Regions from separate parts of the Homo sapiens genome. Here region 1 is linked to region 2. A link is a loop called in an ENCODE intact Hi-C map of the cell type or tissue named here. Cell type or tissue: MCF 10A. All regions are shown on one strand. Links, peaks and the distances in the headings refer to the core of each region. The heading gives the core; the rest is flanking DNA.

What was found. Peaks named below come from ENCODE experiments on the same cell type or tissue, not always from the same donor. Only the 100,000 strongest peaks of a DNase experiment are listed, where the experiment ranks them.
Region 1: it touches region 2 in a loop (3-fold over the local background); 2 of 110 quality-filtered maps call a loop at or near these places.

The regions. Positions count from the first base shown.
Region 1 is chr14:87,872,965-87,883,296 of GRCh38, reverse strand. No RefSeq gene overlaps it. Among named protein-coding and RNA genes, the nearest start is that of GALC, 120 kb to the left of the region's middle. In MCF 10A, for the core only: no CTCF peak of the experiment used is centred there; DNase peaks (open chromatin) are centred at 5,176 and 8,416.
Region 2 is chr14:87,799,331-87,809,662 of GRCh38, reverse strand. No RefSeq gene overlaps it. Among named protein-coding and RNA genes, the nearest start is that of LINC02330, 150 kb to the right of the region's middle. In MCF 10A, for the core only: CTCF peaks have their summits at 4,075 and 4,279 (motif pointing left); a DNase peak (open chromatin) is centred at 4,232.

The sequences.
Region 1 (10,332 bases), core at 700-8,699, 74 kb before region 2:
GCTTACGTCAGCTCAGGCTGTTATAATAAAATACCAAATACTGGGTGGCTTAAAAACCAGACATTTGTTTCTCAAAATTCTGGAGCCTGGGAATTCCAACATCAAGGCACCAGCAGATTTAGCTCCTGGTGAGTTCTCTCTTTCAGGCTTGTAGATTGTAGACAGCTACTTGCTTGCTGTGGTCTCACATGGCATGTGGAGAGAGAGAAAGCTCTCACCTTTCTTCCTCTACTCTTTATAAGGACACTAATCCCATTATAAGGGCCCCACCATCATGACCTCATAGAACCCTAATTACCTCCCAAAGGCTCTACCTCAAAATACCATCATATTGGTGGTTAGGGCTTCAACATAGGAATTTGAGGGAGGCATGAACATTCAGTCCATAACATTAGCAAACGGAAAAATTGAGAAGATTTTTCGGATTGTGATACATACTATGAAGAGAATGTTTCATAAGAATGAGGTTGTTTACCTGGGATTGGGTTGGGGCATCAAAATCTGTTCCAACTGTGTGGTCAGGTTGGACCTCTCTGGGCTGGGATCTAAGTGAGAGCAAAGATCAGGGAGGAGTGTTTAAGTGAGTGGGAGCAGGGAGGGCAAAGACTTGGAGATGGGAAAGAGCTTGAGGTGTTGGAGAAATAACAGTATAAAAAGCCCAATGAGGTTAGAGGAAATACAGGAAAAAGTGAGTGGTAGGAGAAGTGGGCAGGGGCCAGGGTGAGAATGACGAGGAGGAGATTTTCATTCTAAGTGCAGTGGGAAGCCATTGGAGGGCTTTAAGCAAGGAGAAGACATGCCCTGATTAGTGTTTAAAACTTGACATTATTATGCTTTCTATGTACTGTCATTTAGTATTGGCATTATTACTCTGGATTTATTAATATATTTAAAAATAGTCTTTTTAAACTAAGCACTCATTGATTTACTAATATTATTTTAATAATTTTTATAACTCTGGGATTTATTAGAAGCTTACTGAATGCCAGACATGTGCTAATTACTCTGTACACATGTGATAGGAGGCAAACTGAAAATTTCAACAGCAGTAGCAGGATACTGTAGATATGAAATTCTAAAGGAGATCCCAGAACAAATGGCAGATTTTCAAAGGAACAGGGGTTACAAGGCATGAAAAGCCACCAAGAGGATATAAAATAATAGAAAGAATGGATTTGTGAAAAGGATTTCTTTGTGAAGAGCTGCTGCCAAATTCCTTCCCCTCCTCTCCTCCAGTGAGGGACTTCAGTGAGACTACTTGGAGGATGCTGTGTGCTGACATTTTGAGGGCACATTGAGATTGGGTCTGAAAAGGAAGAGTGTGAAGGAAGAGGGAAGGAGAGTAGTGAGGGAGGAGGAAGTGGGGAAGCAGGTCAGAGTATATGAATGTTGAGTTAGAAGTGTGTATTGTGGCTGGAATGTTGTGTCTGGGGTCATTTTGAAAGGGCTCTGCCCAAGAGGACCTTCTAGAAAAATCAGGTTCACTATGGAATGGATCCTGGCTTGGGGAAGGGAGAAGATTTGAAGTCAAGTCATATGTGATTATTTGCTGGAACTGGTCCTTTACATTTCTGAGTTGAGGCTGCATTTGAGGTGTGACTGGAGGACTTTTTATTATCTGAGGCCCTTGAGTTGTGAGCCATGCTTCATACAGGACTTCTACCAAGTGCAAAGCAAAAATTTCTCCCACTGAATCGATTTTAAAGTGAAGCATTGAATTTTGACTGTAAATCCTGAACCACTCTTGTTCCAACATTGCTACTTATATATATAGTATTTTATTTAATCCTCTATGAAGTGGGCACTATTCTTAATCTCATTGTAAGGATGAAGAAGCTAAGGCTTAGAGAGTTGCCACTAATCAGCATGAGGTCACAAGACTTGTAGGGAATAGAAGAGGGTTTGGACCCAGAACTTCTCCTAGGCACAGTGTTATGCTGCTGAGGAAGCAGTGAAGGACCCCACCATTGGTCAGGCTGATGGTGGAAATAGCTCGTGGATGGTAGATTTTGATTTTTGTAAAAAAGAAGGATGTCACTCAATGTATCAAGCCCAATTCCTAATTTCTCAATATAGAACAACTTGAAAATATCCCCAGAATGAAGTTGAACTTCAGCTTTGTGGTTCATAGCATTGTCTTTGGCATATTTCAGGAATGGGGAGCTGGGTCTTCAGGGAGACAGGGCACCCATAGGTGCTGATCTCTTCCTCCGTTCCTGTGACCCTCTTTCCCCCTCTGGCGGAGGTAGCTTCAGAGAGGACCCAGAGTCGTCAGTTCAGTTCAGTCCTGTGGGCTGTGATTTTTCTCCAGGACCTTCATCTTATGTCCAATTTGCTGAGCTTCCTAGGGCTGGGGCAGTTCTTAATGCTGTGGAGCTATGCTGGAGAGGTGAGGAATTATATTTTCAGAGGGTCTTTCAGGTACCCCTGAAACACAGCCTCTTAATCTCTCCTCCCTCCTGCTGTGTTACCTTTCTTGGGGAGCATCCTGAAACCAGCTTCATTTGTGTGTGCCACCATCTCAGTCTAAAGCCATTGTTAAACACCCATTGTTAGGATCACGACTATTAGATAAATAAAACACTGCTGTATATTCAAGCATGGCCTTTACAGCATTATATTAAAACAATAAATCAAGTATCACAGACTCACCGTTTGAGCCAGCTTTTATTGCATTATTCCATTCTCTCCATGATCCAGCTTTAATATCCCTCCTCCTGCATTTATGATTTTGAAACATTACATCAGTTATGTCCCCATAGCACTTTAATCTAATTCAACACTTTAAGGTGTAGGTAAGTGTTTAGGACCCTGGGCCAGGCTCTGATCATTTTATGAAACCGTTGTTTTATAGAAGAACATTACCTTTATTACCAGATTCTATGGTGTGTTTGGTGGAGGGACAATCTGGTTACAATTACAAATAGTGTTTTTTAAGAGCTGCAGTAGAAAGCTCAGCCATTTGAAGATGAGGTACGGCTTCCTCAATTGGTTGTAGCATATTGGTACAAGATGTCAAGAGGAAGCACATCTATGCCTCTGCCTGGTGCTTCCTCTTCAGAATTTTATGTTAACTATTGGTGCAGGTGGTTCCAATGGAAAAACCTGATGTGTGTTCTGAAGTGATGTTACTCATCCATTGCATAACCGTCACCTATATCAAAATAGAGCCTTTATGTACTGGATAATACAGTGTGTTAAATTCACCCCAAACGAATTGGATGCCATTAAACCTTTAGAGGAGTGGGGCCCTTCCTACAAGATGGAAGGTCAGACTTCTGGAAGAGCAGTTCCCTTCTGCAATGCTGCTTCTCTGTCTCACAAGGAAGAAATGGATATTTGTCTCCATCAATCCTCAAGCACTTGCCAAAATCCAGGTGTGTAGTTCCTCCATACCCATTTCTTTTATTTGACTTGCATTGGGGGGATAGAACATAGCTAAAACTATTTTTAAGCAATAACTCAAACTACGTCAATAGGATACTGTTTCAAATTCAGGTGGCCTGTCTTTCATATACTGTAAGCCTCTGGGAAGCCAATACATGTCAAAGAAATATAAAATTATTTATTGAGTCCATCGTGCATTTTTGAGGAAGCCTGTGGCATTTGCTCATCGCATTCTTTGAAGGCATCACACAAGTAGGTGCCATAAATATATCAAGCAAATTTCAGCATTCACCTCTGCATAATCAACTGTCCAGCATTTGAGAGTGTGCAGGAAACTTCCCTCTTGGGAGATCCTTTGCCAGATGATTCTTTTAGCTATGATGTCAGAAGTAGGTGGGCAGGCGTGTCTATCCTGGTGATCAGCAGAGGCTCAAGTAGGCATGGTCGTTAACGTTCTTAGCTCTCTTGCTGGAAGTCTTTTAGTGTGACATGGTACTGAGTTGCTAGGGCTCTTTAGCAATCCCTTGTGGAGTGAAGGAACATCAGTTAAAGTAGAGAGGTGTGTGGGTGCCCTGAAAGAAAACTGTGAAGAACTGAGCCGTGGCACCAGCATTAACAGGGATCTCCGAGACCCCTCTGTCCCCTGCCTGGGAGAACATGTGCATCTTTCTCCATGCTCCTTGTGCAGAAAGCCCCCCTAGGGGCCCTGGCCTTTCTGAGTCATCATGGCTGTGGCTAAGCTGAGCAGAGCTGAATTCATGGGCATGTAGTTTGAATAGCTGTTTTTCTCCTCTTTATTAAAACCAGAAGTGCATGTGTTAAACTTCCTATGAAAAAGCTATGTCTATATGGGAAATAAATTATTTATTTTCTTTTTGATATCTAGACCTATAGTCATTGTTTCAATTGTTTCAAACTATCTCAATTCTATAGCCAACCTGCTTTCTTTTTCTCATATTTAGAAGCCAGCGTTTACAGAGTGCCTGCTATGTGATGGCCACTGTGCTCAGTGACTTGTTCACGTTATTTCTAGTTATGTCTTTGAGGCATGTGGAATTAGTTATCCTATTTTACAAGTGAGGAAACTGAGGCTCCAATTTGCTTAAGAAACCTTGTCTGGGCTGGGCATGGTAGCTCATGTCTGTAATCCCAGCATTTTGGGAGGCCGAGGTGGGTGGATCACCTGAGGTCAGGAGTTCAAGACCAGCCTGGCCAACGTGGCGAAACCCTGTCTCTACTGAAAAAAAAAAAAAAAAAACCAGCCAGGCGTGGTGGCACACACCTATAATCCTAGCTATTTGGGAGGCTGAGGCAGAAGAAGCGCTTGAACCTGGGAGGCAGAGGTTTCAGTGAGCAGAGATCATGCCACTGCACTCCAACTTGGGCAACAGAGCAATACTTCATCTCAAAAAAAAAAAAAAAAAAAAAAAAAAAAAGAAAAGAAAAAAAAGAAAAAGAAACCTGTTCTGCTAAGTGCCAAAGCAGGTGCTGGAAACCAAGCTTTCCTGGCCTCCAAACCCACTTATTAAGGCTTATTGAGGTTTCTGCTCCTCACCTCAGAGGGACCCAGGAAATACTTGCTCCTGAATTTTGGGACCTTTCTGAACAAATATAAATGTCTGGTCCATATGTTCAAAGGTGTTCAGCTTTGATCCCTATCCAGAGGTGGAATCACGGCAGAGGGTTTCAAGCCACACCCTCAGTTTTTCTAGATCCTTCTCTTAGCAACCAGAATCCCAGGTTCTCGGCCAACACAAGTTACGGGGAGGATGCAAGGTGAATCATCAAATAATGTGGCTACAGGCAAAAAGGATGAAGAATGGGTACGCTGAAATTGCGATGAGCTTAATCACCTACAAAGATTATGTTACATGCTATTTATTTGGAGACTTATTTATTTCTTTATTTTTGAGACAGAGTCGCACTCTATCACCCAGGCTGGAGTGCAGTGGTGTGATGTTGACTCACTGCAGTCTTGACTTCCAGGGCTCAAGTGATCCTCCCACCTCAGCCTCCTGAGTAGCTGAGACTATAGGCATGTGCCACCATGCCCAGCTAATTCTTCCACAAACATGACTTTGTTCATGTGTAGTTTTGAGGTCTCCCTTTTTTATCATCAGAGAGATAGTCAAATACAAATTTTTTTGGAATCTTCTAGTGCATTTTACATAGGGGACCTGTCCAGTCTTACTGCTGCTTCTCTTTACGTGTCACCATGCTTACTGCTTCTATCTGATGGCCACTCATCTTCCATTTAAGATGGAAGCATTTTTTGTAGAGACAGGGTTTCACCATGTTGCCCACCATGTTGTTCACTCCTGAGCTGAAGTGATCCACTTGCCTTGGCCTCCCAAAGTGCTGGGATTACAGGTGTGAGCCACCGTGCCTGGCTAATTTGAAGCTTTTTAAAAAACAGAATCTTAAAGGGAAGATGAGTGGCCATCAGATAGAAGCAGTAAGCATGGTGACATGTCAAAGAGAAGCAGCAGTAAGACTGGACAGGTCCCCTATGTAAAATGCACTAGAGGATTTCAAAAAAATGTTTATTTGACTATCTCTCTGATGATAAAAAAGGGAGACCTCAAAACTACACATGAACAAAGTCATGTTTGTGGAGGAATTTTGGAATTTTAGTAACGAATTAGAAGGAGACTCCATCAATCTAATTTTATTGTTGGAATAACTCTTCACTCCCCAGTTGATAAACCTACCTAATGTGTCCTGTCTCTCTGGAGCCCATCAGGAAACAGTATTGCACTTGAATCGACCTGCAAATTGTTCCTCAGCTTGGCCTTGTATGAGACTCAGAGTCTGATCCAGCAGGCATTTATTCAGGGCCTGTGCTAGGCATTCGCTTATATGTTCTTCTGAAATATTCCTCCTTTCCGGGCTTCTATTGACCACACTAAAAGCAGCATCTCTCACTGTGGAAGACAAGGGACATTTTCCAACCTCTTCTCTGGAATTACATTAATGGAAAGTATTGTGTCTTAAAAAATAAAAAAATAAAAAAACCCAAAAAACTCAAAGCCTTGTGAAATTGTTAGACAAACACTGCCATTTTGAATAACTACTTAGAAGAGCCATAATAATTTGGACATCATTAATGTAGAATCTACTCCAAGCCCAACTTCGGCTTGATAAATTACATTCGTTAATAACAAATGCTAGACTGCATGAGCCAGGCTTGACCTCCCCCAAGAACACATTATTTAAAAATTCATTTGGCATCTATTTCCATATCAATAATCAATGTGCTATTTACTGAAATTTTAAATCTGATTGTTAAAGCAGATTCAGAAAGAAGGACATTGGCTTGCTAATTTGCAGTGATTCTGTTTTAGCTAAAACATGTAGCAGTACTTAATAATCTAGTATATCTTTGAATAATAATTCAGGATTCTAAAAAAATGACTGATCTTGGGCAGAATTAATTTAGCTAATGAGATTTTTCTGTATTTTACTGTTGACAGCTTTCTTTTCAAATGCTTGAATTTTACGTTCAGGAATTTTATTCCGAGAAAAGCAGATTAAACGGGCTTTTGAAAATATTAACAAATGGCAACTCTATGAGAGTTTAGTAAGGAGAGGTGAAGTTGCTTTGAGGCTCACTTATTAACCTTGGCTGGCATCACAGGTGTGGTGATTAATTTTTTGCGTCCAACTTGGGTGGGTCACCGTGCCCAGCTATCTGGTTTAACATTATTCCAGGTGTTCCTATGAAGGTGTTGTTTTGGGTGACATTAATGTTTAAATTGGTGGACTTTGAGTAAAGCAGACTACCCTCCATGATGTGAGTGGACCTCATCATCCCATCAATTGGAGGCCTTGATAAAATGGAGACTGGAGACTGGCCTTCCCCTGTGCAAGAAGGAATTCTGCCAGTAGGCTGCTTTTGGACTCAAACTGCAACTCTTCCTGGGTCTCCAGCCTGCTAGCCTACCCTGCAGATTTTGAACTTGTACCCCTACAATTGTGTGGGTCAATTCCTTAAAACAAATTTCTCTCTCATTCCACATATCCTGTTGGTTCTATTTGTCTGGAGAGCCCTGACTAATACAACAGGCTTCTCAGAATATTAACTGTTTGAGAAAGTACCTAGCACCACGCTTGGCACATTTTAGAAAACGATTGTTTAAAGCTTTGGAAGTGCAGTGAGTTGGCCAGCTTTTAGGTCTGATGCAGAATGATATTTAATGTAGTTTATTTGTCTTTATTATCAGTTTGATGTTTTTATAGAATTTAGCACCATGGTAATGGGGGGGTTAGTAAAAATATGAAAAAATTTTGTAGAATACCTGGACAAGAGAGGGCAAAATAGCCCAGTGGCATAAAATCAGACAAAAAATAAACTTTTATTTTTTGGCAGCCTTCCATTCACAGAAACGGTTTTAAGCAGTTTCTAAATGTTAGGCTTAAACTAGCACATATGAAAAGTGGAAGAGAACAGCCTATTGAATTTAAATAGGAGAAAATGTTAATTTCTTATGTGTTTAAGGGAACTTTGAAGTGTTTAAACAAGCACAATTGGCCTCTGCTGTAGGGTTCAGATAATAAGGGAAATGCTGGTTTCTGCAAAAAAACTGATAAAACGCGTGATATTCATTCTATGAAATAATATTTTTCCTGCAAAAAAGTGATGTATATATAGGAAAAGACAGACAATTTGAAAAGAGAAGTAGATCAGGAATCACTTTTAAAAGATGATTATTATCAACTTTTGAAGTATTTTCTTTCAGTGTTTCATTCTGTGCCTTTTCTTAGCATTTGGTTTTTACATAATTGTATTATGTTGGAATACACAAAGTAATTTGTAATAATTCTTTTTTCCTCTTTATGTAAAGTGACCATTTATTAAAAATATATGAAATGTGACCAAATTGTCAAAGGAGAGGAGCTAACTTTCTTGGAAATCAGAGAAACATACTGTAAAAACTTGAAAAGGAAATCTGTTATTATTGCTAGAACATTCTTTCCTTCCTGATTGGATGTTTGTGTCTCCGTGAATGTGTCTGGATTGTGAAATCATCATGTTGATTCACAGGTGAGCTGTCCAGGCTAATGGTCACATTCTGGAGCCAGACAGCCTGGTTCAAATCCCAGCTCTGCTTTCTGGTCACCCATGGAGTAACGTTGGGCAAGTTTCCTTATCTGTAAAGAGGGATTTATAAGCCTTCTTCTCTCTTAGGACTATTGTAAGGATAACCCAGAAAATGGAAAAAAAAAAAAAAGCAATCCATTTAGAACAGTGCTTAGCACATCATAAGCCCTCAATCAATGATAGCAATTTCTGGAGGACATGAGACTGCTTCTAAAATCACATCATTACTATAACTTGTAATGACAATAATAAACCCCTAGTTAGTAAGTGCCATGTATTAAATGCTTTTTATTAATACATCTTTCTTACAAGAGTTCTGTGCTACTGCCACCCCCATTTTGTAGATAAGAAAACTGGGGCTTGGGAAAGTTACATAGCTTCCCAGTGTCTCCCAGCGGGTAAGTGGGAAGATAAGTCCCTAGTCGTTCAGGACTTTCTTGTGTCCTTTAAAGCAAGTACAAACCACGTACCTCCTGTCTCAGCCATGTAGGCTGTGGGAGCAGCTGCAATTGGAAAAGGATGTGGATACGAGGAGGTAGAGGGGGATTTTAAAGAAGTTTGCTGTGGTCTACAGGGGGTCTGGAAATGCACATGGAGAACAGGAGTTATTTTGAAATATCTTTTAGTGGCTGCACTTATACTTTCAGCTGCCCTACACTGAGATGACACTGCAAGCTACAGATTTTTGATCATTGTGTTCAACATCTTTATCGTTAAAAATAAAAGAACAACAACAACAAAAAGTAGACTGTCTGTTCTCCATGAGGAAATGCAGTAAAGAATGACACATATTTTCCCTCTTCAATTTTCTCCAGGAAATAAGTCATTGTATCTGAGAATGATAGCCCAAGAATACAAGTCTATTTTTATGTATGATTATGTCATCTGCAAACAGCTTTTGAAAGAAACACCCAGGGTAATTTATCAAGGAAACAGCTTTTGACTCTATCCTTTTCCCTGGGGTTTATGAAACTTCAGCAGGTGGCATTTTGGTATTTAGCATGACAAGCTTGTGAAATTGCAACAGCTAGCAAATGGAGGAGCAAGTTGATTTTGCTTCTTCATTGATGAAAGAAGTTATTTCTTAGAGTTTTTGAATGTTCGAGGTCCTGGGCTAGGTGCTTTCACTTACATCTAATTTCATACACATGTAATTTAATTGTCATAGCCTTCATTTATTCATGTATTCATTCAGCTAATATTTATCACCTGCCTACTGATGAGCAGATACTAGGTAAACTGCTGGGTTTTCCAGGTGAGCACACAGAGCTGGTGAGGAAAATAGGCACATGGATATCTACTTAAATGTGCCATCCTGTAAATGTATAGTGTGTTATGACAATAAATAGTAGGAGCACCTCACCTTATAGGAATGACCCCTCCTTTAAGATATTACAGTTGAGAAAATTGGGGTTTAGTGTCATTAAAATGATTGTGCTCACTAGTAATGAGTAGTGAGGGCGGGATCCCCTGCCATTTGTGTGATTTCACATCATCTCTCAGAGGGTCCCCAAGGAATCATTGAAAATGCTGTGTTTTCTAACTCTCTCCCTTGTGCTCACAAACATGGTGCCTCGTCTCCCCCCATTTCTGAAGTGTGATCATGTCTCTTTTTATCTTGTGCATTTTCTTCTCTAGTTCTGTGATCCTACTTCTCTCTTCTCCTAATTTCATCTTTGGGTCTGAAGATACAGTAATAATAATCAAAGTAGCATAAATAACTCTAAACACAGAACAAAGAGAGAGGAACCCCTTTTTATTGATCTTCAGCTACTCTTACCTGCCTGTAAGCTTCAGCAGTGGGAAAACTTGGCTTCTAGACCTCCTTCCATTAGGTTTTATGG
Region 2 (10,332 bases), core at 776-8,775:
ATCAGAAAGATTATTGACGTTCACTCAAATAATATGGAGGTAAATACGTATTGTCTACTCAGGGTCCCATATGGTATCAGGCGTATTTAAATCCCTGTAACGTTGCAAGGGAAATGGCATTCCCCACAATTCCCTCCAATTCCCCTTGGAATCTGGTACCAAGGAGGCATCTGCCCAAGTTCACAGCATAAATCTATGCCCATCTGATTCCAGAATCTGTGCTCTTTTCACAACCATATGATATCTTCGTATGACTCACACTGTGAATTCAGGTCTGTCTGATTCTGGAATCCATGCTCTTTTCACAACCATATGACACCTTCCATACTTTTCAGTTTGACTTCTTTAATTTATGCTTTTAACAGCTGATTACCATTTTGCTCTGGAGAATTTCCTAAGGATTTTTTTTTTCCTGCTAAGATAAGTTTTCAGAAAAGTGAGAATGTACATCATTGTTATGACCCAGAAAGGTTGTCCTCTTTTTTTCTCAGGGATGTATTTACCTATTACTCTAAAAATTCTCCTAGAAATGGAAATTACCTCAACTTTATGCCAAATTAGGATCAGTTCTGTGCTCTGTAATTTTTTTTCCTCAGGCTTTTTATTTTTACCTTCACAATGATATCATCTGAAGGCATAGGAGGCCGTCTGTGTGATTTGAAGAACGCTAGAGGCATTTGATGGATTGCCATAATCCTGAACATTTTTATCAAGGCATTCTATACCCCTGTTAATACCAATGTATTGCATTGAAGGTGAATCTATTTCATTGTTGGATTAATTCATTGGACAGAGTAACTAGCTAATCATTCAAAAAATGGAAGACTAGATAGAGAAGTAACAATTAAGTAGAGAGGTTCTGTCCAAAATGGTAGTCATGGTTACGTATGGCAACTGAAGACTTGGCATGTGTCATAGTTTGAATTGAGATGTGCTGTACGTGGTTGTAAAACACACGTTGGATTTCTATAACAACAACCCAAAACGTGAAATATTTTATTAAATGTTTTACATTGATTAGATGTTGAAGTGATAAAATTTTGGACATAGTTATATAAACAGTATTTGCATTAGTCTGTTTCCACACTGCTGATAAAGACATACCCTAGACTGGGCAAATTACAAAAGAAAGAGGTTTAATGGACTTACAGTTCCATATGGCTGGGGAGGCCTCACAATCATGGTGGAAGGTGAAAGGCATGTCTCACATGGTGGCAGACAAGAGAAGAGGGCTTGTGCAGGGGAAGTCTCATTTTTAAAACCATCAGACCTCATGAGATCCATTCACTTTCATGAGAACAGCACGGGGAAGACCTGCCCCCTGATTCAATCATCTCCCACTGGGTCCCTCCCACAACATGTGGAAATTATGGGAGCTACAAGATGAGATTTGGGTGGGGACACAGAGCCAAACCATATCAGTGTTCAAATGAATTATATCTGTTGTTTTTAGTTTAATTTGGCTACTAGAAGATCTAAAATTCCATATGCAGCTTGCATTATTTTTCTACTGGACTAGGCTAAACTACAGCATGTAGGCAAAGCCTTCGCTGTCTCTCTCTCTCTCTCGCCACCATGGGAGCAAGCCCTTGTAGAGCTAATGCTATGACAGAGTTGGTGCTAGAGCCCAGAAAGGATGAAGGGAAGCAAAGAAATGGCAAAAAAAAAAAGTGTTAGAAATGTGTCCTATTTCACATTTTTGCTATTGTATAACTTAGTTTGTCCAAAGGGCAAAAGCTCCTGTCATAAATAAAACATAGTATTGAGAAATATACTGGTGTTTTTTTCCATTATTTCTGCTGCAACAGAACTCAGCTATCCCCAGAATTTAACCAACACTCCAGCTGATGGTTTACTGGAGACCCCATGGTTCTCTGTTGGCTGCTATGGTGGGCTGGTGCTGAAATTAAAGACTATTGAGAATGCATTCTCTCCTGAGGCCCTAGGAAGGGCTTCTCAAGTAGGATGGGGTGGCTGTTCTGATGTGATCAATGTGCTCTGACCTGAGTCAAGCCCACTGGACACTGACACTTCCAGGTCAGAGCTGGAGGTCAGGCTCAGCTCTGGGGATGGCCCAATCCTAACAGGCCTGCTTGGAATGGGTCTAAATATTGGCTCCAATTTCTTGCATGTTCTCTAGAAGTCTTCAGAACTTCCTCCTCGGGCTGGTCTGGACTGAATCAGAGAACCCCACAGCAACCCTGGAGATAACCTAGGCTTGACAGTTTGGGATGTGTGGGTGATTTCACACAGGTTGCTAGGAGGCTTTTTGGCTTGGCTTTATATACATCTTCAGAGGTATAAAGTTAGGTTATTAATATAAGGATATACTCTTCCCCAGACATATAATATACTGACATTTGCTCTTATGGTATAAAGAGGAGGGGATGATTATTTGCATTAACCTGTGATGAATCTTTTCATAATTTTAAATGATGATTGCAGTGTCCAACACTTTAGTTTTGAATTAAGCAAGGCCTATCTTACCAGCTGTGATGGTTAATTTTATGTGTCAACTTGACTGGATCACAAGGTGCTGAGATAAAAATTATTTCTGGGCTTTTGAGAATGTTTCTAGAAGAGATTAGCATCTGACTTGGTGGATCCAGTAAAGCAGATTACCTTCCCCAAGGAGGGCTGGTGTCATCCAATCTGTTGAGGCCCTGAATAGAACAAAAGGCAGAGGAAGGAGGAATCTGCCTCCCTCCCTTTTTTTCCCGTTTCACTTCTTGAGCTGGTGCATCTCATCTTATATCCTGCCCTTAGACTTGGGTTTATACAATTGGCTCCCTGGTTCTCAGGCCTGTGGGCACAGATGAATTACACCAACTTTCCTAAGTCTTCAGCTTAGGGAGGGCAGATTGTGGGACTTCTGAGCCTTCATAATCGGTGAGCCAATTCTTTACAATAAATCCTTTCACTATATGTTTGTGTGTGTGTTTGTGTGTGTCCTATTGGTTTTGTTTCTCTGAAGATTCTTGAGTAATACACCAGCATGATGGAAATGATTTGGCTTTATGTCCCCACCCAAATCTCATCTCGAATTATAATCCCCAGGTGTCAAGGGAGGGACCTGGTGGGAGGTGGTTGGATCATGGGGGCGGTTTTCCCCATGCTGTTCTCATGATAGTGAGTTCTCATGAGATCTAATAGTTTTTTACGTGTTTGGCAGTTCCTCCTTCATGCTCTCTCTTGCCACTGTGGGGAGACATGCCTTGCTTACCCATTGCCTTCTGCCATGATTGTAAGTTTCCTGAGGCCTCCCCAGCCATCTGGAACTGTGAGTCAATTAAACCTCTTTCATTCATAAATTACCCAGTCTCAGGTATTCCTTATAGCAGTGTAAAAACAGGCTAATACAATGATATAAACTTACTTGCTACTTGTTTCAGCTATCTATCGCTGTAGAATAATTTACCCCAGAGTATAGCGGCCATAAACAATAGCCATTTTATTTCTCAGGATTCTGTGGACCAGGAATTTCATTAAGCCATATCAAGGAGAGCTTGTTTCTCTCTGCTCTGTGATAGCTAAAGTGTCAGCTGAGATAGCTCAAAAGGGGGTTGCTGGGATGGCTTGACAACAGCCATTTGATTGGCAACTTAGTTTTTGTTTTCAGCTGGGATTCATGGTTTTCTTTGGCATGATTTATCCATATAGCTAGTGTGAGCTTCTTCCTAGCATGGTGGTCTCAAAATAGTTGGACTTTTTACACTGTGGCTGGCTTATCCCAAGTGAAATTGGAGGTTGTCAGTCCTGTTAAAGTTTATGCTCTTACAAAAGAGAAACAATCTTGACATGGAATGCTGGCTGGGTACTATCAGCTAAACGGTGGTGTTACTTGGAGCTGTCCTTGTACTCACTACTAGATCATGTTTTTGTTTGTTTGTTTTTTCTAGTAAACACAAACATTTCTACTGAAGAATGACATCAGACAAAGTTATTCTGTGACCAAGCTGGAACAAAGATCACTCCATAATCATGTCCAAATACAGATAAAAACAAGAACATTATGACTCATATGAATGACTACTGCCTCTTTACCAATTATAATGTGTCTCATTCCATTCTTTCTGCCTTCTAGATAAAAATTAAGATACTCAATCACAGAATTGCTCCCACTGCCTGACAGCATCCATTCCAGAAAAAAGGACACACTTCCTTGAACTCTCCAAATCGCCTACCACAAGCCCAAGCTCTCCACGTAACACCCTCTCACCGAGACACTGCACAGCGCCCCCTGGTGCACATTCCCCCTCACTACAGCTAGTCAATAACCCAATGTTGTCTGACTACAGGTGATGCTCCTGGTAGTCTTTGTCTAGGGGTAGTAGGTACCCAAATTGCCACAGTGTCGCTTCCACTGCATTCTATTGGTCAAGGCAAGTCACAAAGCCACTCAGGTTTAAGGGGAGAGGAAAAAGACTCTACCTTCTGATCCATGACACAGCATGAGCTTACAGGGAGGGAAAGGATTGATGGTGGCTGTCTTTGTAAACAGTGTACCACAGTACTATAGAACAGCCACTTAAATTTTCAGAAAGCAGTTGAATTTTAAGTTAAAAATGTATGTGAAACGCTGGTGCTGGCCACCTAGTTAGGCCATAGTCTGTGGCTATGCTTTATTCAGACAATAAGAGGATTTAGCTTCTCTTTACATCTTCACAATATGACTTCCCTTCTGTGTTTTTCTTTTCAAAAAACGAGAATGTTTTCTCACATCTTTGCCTTCATCCAACATGCTGCACACAGCACCTCTGCTCTTTCCTGACCACTGATCGCTGCTTTCTGCTCTGCCGTGGAGTCTCTTTGCTGGTGAGCTTTTGGAGCTCTGGGAAAAACACCTTTGCTAGTTGTGCTACTGTTACTACCATTGTTCCTTGGAGGAGAATTGGTGGAACCAAAGCTTTTCTCCTTTCATGGCTCTCATCATTCCTCCAAGGCACCACTTACTGTGTAGCAGGACGAGCCGCAGACAAGAACTCCTTAGACACCGAACTGTAGAAGGAAAGGGCTTTATTCAGCTGGGAGCATTGACAGACTCACGTCTCCAAAAACTGAGCTCCCCGAGTGAGCAATTCCTGTCCCTTTTAAGGGCTTACAACTCTAAGGGGGTCCGTGTGAGAGGGTCATGATTGATTGAGCAAGCAGGGGGTACATGACTGGGGGCTGCATGCACCTGCACCGGTAATTAGAATGGAACAGAACAGGACAGGGATTTTTCCATACAATGTCTGTAATCTATAGATAGCATAACCGATTAGGTCAGGGGTTGATCTTTAACTACTAGCCCCAGGGTGTGGCGCCGGGCTGTCTGCCTGTGGGTTTCATTTCTGCCTTTTAGTTTTTACTTCTTTTTTTCTTCGGAGGCAGAAATTGGGCATAAGACAATATCGGGGTGGTCTCCTCCCTTAACTGCAAGGCTGTTATATACAGTAGACTGTAACCATTGTGAGTTGTCACACAGAGACTGCAGTGCAGACAGGAAATCTGCAAAAGCAGAGCCTGATAGCTCAAGTCCTCTACATCCATCCAACCTAGGGAAAGGTACTTGTTCATCTCTTTCTTGACCTTCTCCCCAAATGGGAAAATGGCCACACTTGGATAGTACTCGTTAATGCCCCTTTTATCTTGATATATACAGTACTCCTAAAGACACACATATGCACACATGATTGCTGCCTCACTTCTTGAGCTGGTACATCTCATGTCATCTCCAGCTCTTAGACTTGGATTTACACCACTGGCTCCCCAGTTCTCAGGCGTTTGGGCACAGATGAATTATACCACCAACTTTCCTAGGTCTCCAGCTTGGAGAGGGCAAATCGTGGGACTTCTCAGTCTTCATAATCCTGTGAGCCAGTTCTTTATAATAAATCCCCCTGCTATAGCTATATGTGTGTGTGCATGCATATGTGTGTGTATCCTATTGGTTCAGTTCCTCAGTAGATTCTTGACTAAAACACCAACATAATAGAAACTTGCTTGCTACTTGTTCCAGCTGTCTATTGCTACAGAACAACTTACCCCAAAGCAGAGTGGCCATAAATTTATATATATATGATGTACATAAATCACCCCTAAGGTTAATCATGGATTCCCAACTTGTGTGTAAAATTATTGGTGTTTTTACCTTCTTTTGTCTTATCTGCATTTAGTTTTCTACAGTGAACATGTATTGTTTCTGTAACGTGACAAAAAAAGGTCTAATTTTTATTATGAACAAAAGATGGGGCTTTAAACAGAGTACCCTAATGATTCAGGTCTTTTGAAAGCCTTTTCCCCTGAGTTTTAGATTTCTCATTAGTTTCTCTTTAACCTTGACAGCAAATGTTTAGAATGTAGTATGGAACAAGACAGTGTGGTTTCCAATGTCAACCCCTTATGACTTTTTCAATACTTTTAAGACATGCGATGGAGAGCAGGTCCTAATAAAGACACAGGGTGGTGCCCAAATTAGTAGAATCATCAATTTAGTTATTGAGCAACTTGAGGGAGGAAAGAGCTGAATTTCTTGGCAGGCAGAAAATGCATAGATTATACTCTGGAGCCTCAGAAAACAGCATTGTAGGAGTTGTCTGTGGAAGCAAGATAAAGATGATGTCATCTTATAATAAGATCCTCAAGAGCTCTATAAAGGCCCAACACACACAGAATTCTACTTGAAGCAAGAGATGCCCTGATTCCAATGTCAAATGCATTTTCCTAACACTAAGTTTTTAAACTTTGAGATGACAATAAAATGGGCATCCTGGCTGCATCCTCTCAAACACCTTGTTTTTTAAATTCACTTCATTACTCATTAGCTTTTTCACCTGTATGTTAAAAGGCTGCATGAAGCATGTGAAGGCAAAGGGCAAAGATTTCATAGTTTAGGAAAATACGTAGGCACTATCTACCTCATACTGTACTATGCACCTTCTCACATGTTAGAAAAGACTTATGGTAATGATAATGACATAACCACTGATTGAGTACCCACTGTGTCCCAGATATAGTGTTATATCCATGTGTCAGTCAATCCTTAAAATAATAGGCCAATCCTATTGCCTCTTATTTTACAGATGAAGTAACTGACACTCAGAAATTTTAAGTAATTTGCCTAAGGCCACGTAGCGAATACAAAGCCATTGTAGGATACTGAACACAGTATGAAAGTCTTTTTACCTTCAGTCCTGAGATATTGCCATTGACTTTATTGTGAAACCTCCTTGATGTTTATTATTAAATGTGTCTTTTGCTCTGAGCAAGTGATGTTTGCTGTTTTTCATTTTGATTTTATACTTGAGAACCAATCTTGGTGCAAATGTGGTAAAAAGATTACAGTGGAATCTACCTATAATATTCTTGAGTTTTTCTTCATCTGACATTTATCTATTAAACATCTGGCTTAATGCAAACATACGTAGTGATTTCCACTTATAGTGTTTTACTACTTATTGAATTTTCTCTTCTTGACCTTTGGGGCAAAATTGTAAAAGATCATTCACGACAATCCATTAATAAGAGCAAGGCCACTTGAAGATGTGAAGGATCAAGTGAGCCTTCAGTGTTGACCTGACATTTTTTTCCCTAGAATTGTCTTCCGTGAGTGATGCAATTTGAAATAAATTCCCCCATGGTAAGATACTCAGGGAAGCACAGTGGAAAGCAACAAAATGATGAAATGTTTCAAAAACAAGACCCTTGAGGAAGAGGGAAGTGAATTTCACATGTTCAGTCTTGGGTTAAGAGGACTTAGGGGATAAATAACTCTATAAATATGTGTGTGGATGTAGGGGACAAGGTAAAAGGCAGTTATTCTCATTATAAAGGAAGTGATGAAATAAAATAGGGGTTATAGTAAGGAAAATTTAAAATATGATATTAATACATACAGAGGTACCTTACTAAAAATTCGATTTCTACTCATTATCCCTAAGGCGGCTGCCTGAGCAAAGTATTTACCCAATTTGAATCTCAATTTTCTTATTTTTAAAATGAGTAATAAAACTACCTTATTAACCGATTATAGTTTTAAAAAATGAGATGATTACACAGGAATAGAAAACCAAACACTGCATGTTGTCACTCATAAGTGGGAGTTGAACAATGAGAACAGGTGGACAGCGAGGGGAACATCACACACCGAGGCCTGTCGGGGTGGGGGACTAGGGGAGGGAGAGCAAGAAAAAAATGGATAAAATAAAAAGATACCAAAAAAATGAGATGATAAGTGGATTCCTTCCCAGGAGCCAGACAATGGGAACGCTCTGGCTACATTCTTGTTACCTTTACAAGAATGTTATGAAGCTGGTTGTCTTATCACCTCGTTACAGAGGTGAAAACTGAAGCTCAAAATACTGAAGGGCTTGTCATAGTTGTAATCGATGTGTGTAGTCTTCAATAATTCAGTGTTGGTTCTTATTAATACATAGTCTCCTTCCTACCCCCACCCACTGCTTTGGGGGATCTTCTCCTCCTGCACTCCTTTCCCTTTGTGAGTGATGTCAAATCAGAAAAGCTCTCTGAGCCTCCTATTTTTGTATCTTTAGGTTCAGGACAATGAAGATAATGGCTAAAGCACTTGTTCCAGGGGAGGCAAAAATATAAGTTGTTTGACTCCAACCCTAAGAATAATTTGAGAGGGGTTTGGCTGTTTGTTTGGGATAGTTGGTTATGGGTGTTAGTATTCCTAGAGATGAGTAGGTTATATTGAGAGTAGCTTGATTGTAAGATACCCATTCCTGCCTAGACACCGGTGAACAGAATGGGTGGCCATTCAGACCGAGCATGTAGATTTGTCTGGAGGCCCTACAGATTTCTAAATTAAGGGGAACTAAGAGAAAAGCAAAAGCTAAATAACTTTCTAGGTAATATGAACAATATGAAGTGGTAACATGTGTAGGACAAAAAACATCTTAAAAGGGAGAAAATGGGTTTATTCTTCTCAATGGACTGACTCTAGCAGGTCTCTTTGCAACACACACACACACACACACACACACGATTTCAGAATTTTTACCTATTTGAAAATTGATTGTGTTTCTGGACTAATAACAACAATAGTAATAATAGTTAACATTTATTGAATATTTCTTAGTGCCAGGCATTATGGTAATAAGTGCCTTACATGCATTTGTTCATTTAAGTCTCACAATAAAGAATAATTATTATATTATATTATAATAATTATGAATAATAATTTTAATTAATATTGATTGATAACATTATAAGTTAATTAAAATAATTATAAAACACTATAAATTAATTATAATTATAATTAATTATAAATAATTACAAGTAATAATTATTTATTTTATTTTTAATAAATGATATCCTCCTTAGATCCTATAAGTAGGAATTATTTATTATTATTCATTCTCTCACAGTGAGCTGGGCATCAGTTTCCTCATATGAGAAGTCTGTCTGGATAGCCACAGTGAATCTGGGAATATTACAAATATTTAGCAAATAGAGGCCAGGGATGCTCTATGCCCTGCAATGCATGAGGCAGTTTCCTAAAAGGTAAAGCTGGCCAGCTGGAAATGCCAACAGAATCCCTCCTGATAAATGTTTTAGCTCCAAATAAACTCTTAAGTTTCTGAGAGGCACCTCAGCCACCTCCCATGTGACATATTGTTTCCTATAAGATAGACCATTTGGATCCTTCTGACATGTGTTAGTTGCTATAAATACAAGTGTGTAACAGGATCCTTAACGATGGCAGTAACTAGAATGTAAATTTAATGGAAGGTGATTATTGAAGCTGAGGTGGCCTGGGTTTTATCTATAGAGTCCAGTGGTTCTCAGACCTGACCGATCTTAAGAATCTCCTGGAAAGCTTTGAAAAAACAGATGCACTGGCCCTGGAAATTCTGATTCAATAGGCCTGAGGCAGATATAGATGGCCCAGGAAACTTTGTTGTTATTCTATAAGTAATTCTGATGGTTAGCCAGGGTAGAAACCAATACTCACCACAATCTATTCATTTACAAATGGAGGGCATGAGTGCCAAGATGGTACCATTCTCTTCTTCTGCTTCTTCATTTCCCAACACGACACTCCGGTGCTCATTGCGAAAAGAAAGAGGAAGAGACAGAGAAAGGAAATGAAGAATATCCTGAATTTCTAAGATGAGTTAATGATCTCATGCCATTTTCCCCAGGGACCTTTGCTGGGCATTTGCTGTGCATTTAGAATACAGGCTGTTAGGTTTTATGATGCTAATGCAGGCCCAGGATTGATCATGGCACAGGTGGAGTTTGCAACCACCCAGATAATTAGGAAAGCTCAGTAAATAAAAGCTATAGCTTTAGTACTTGATTTCTAGTTGGGCTTGTGACTGTCCA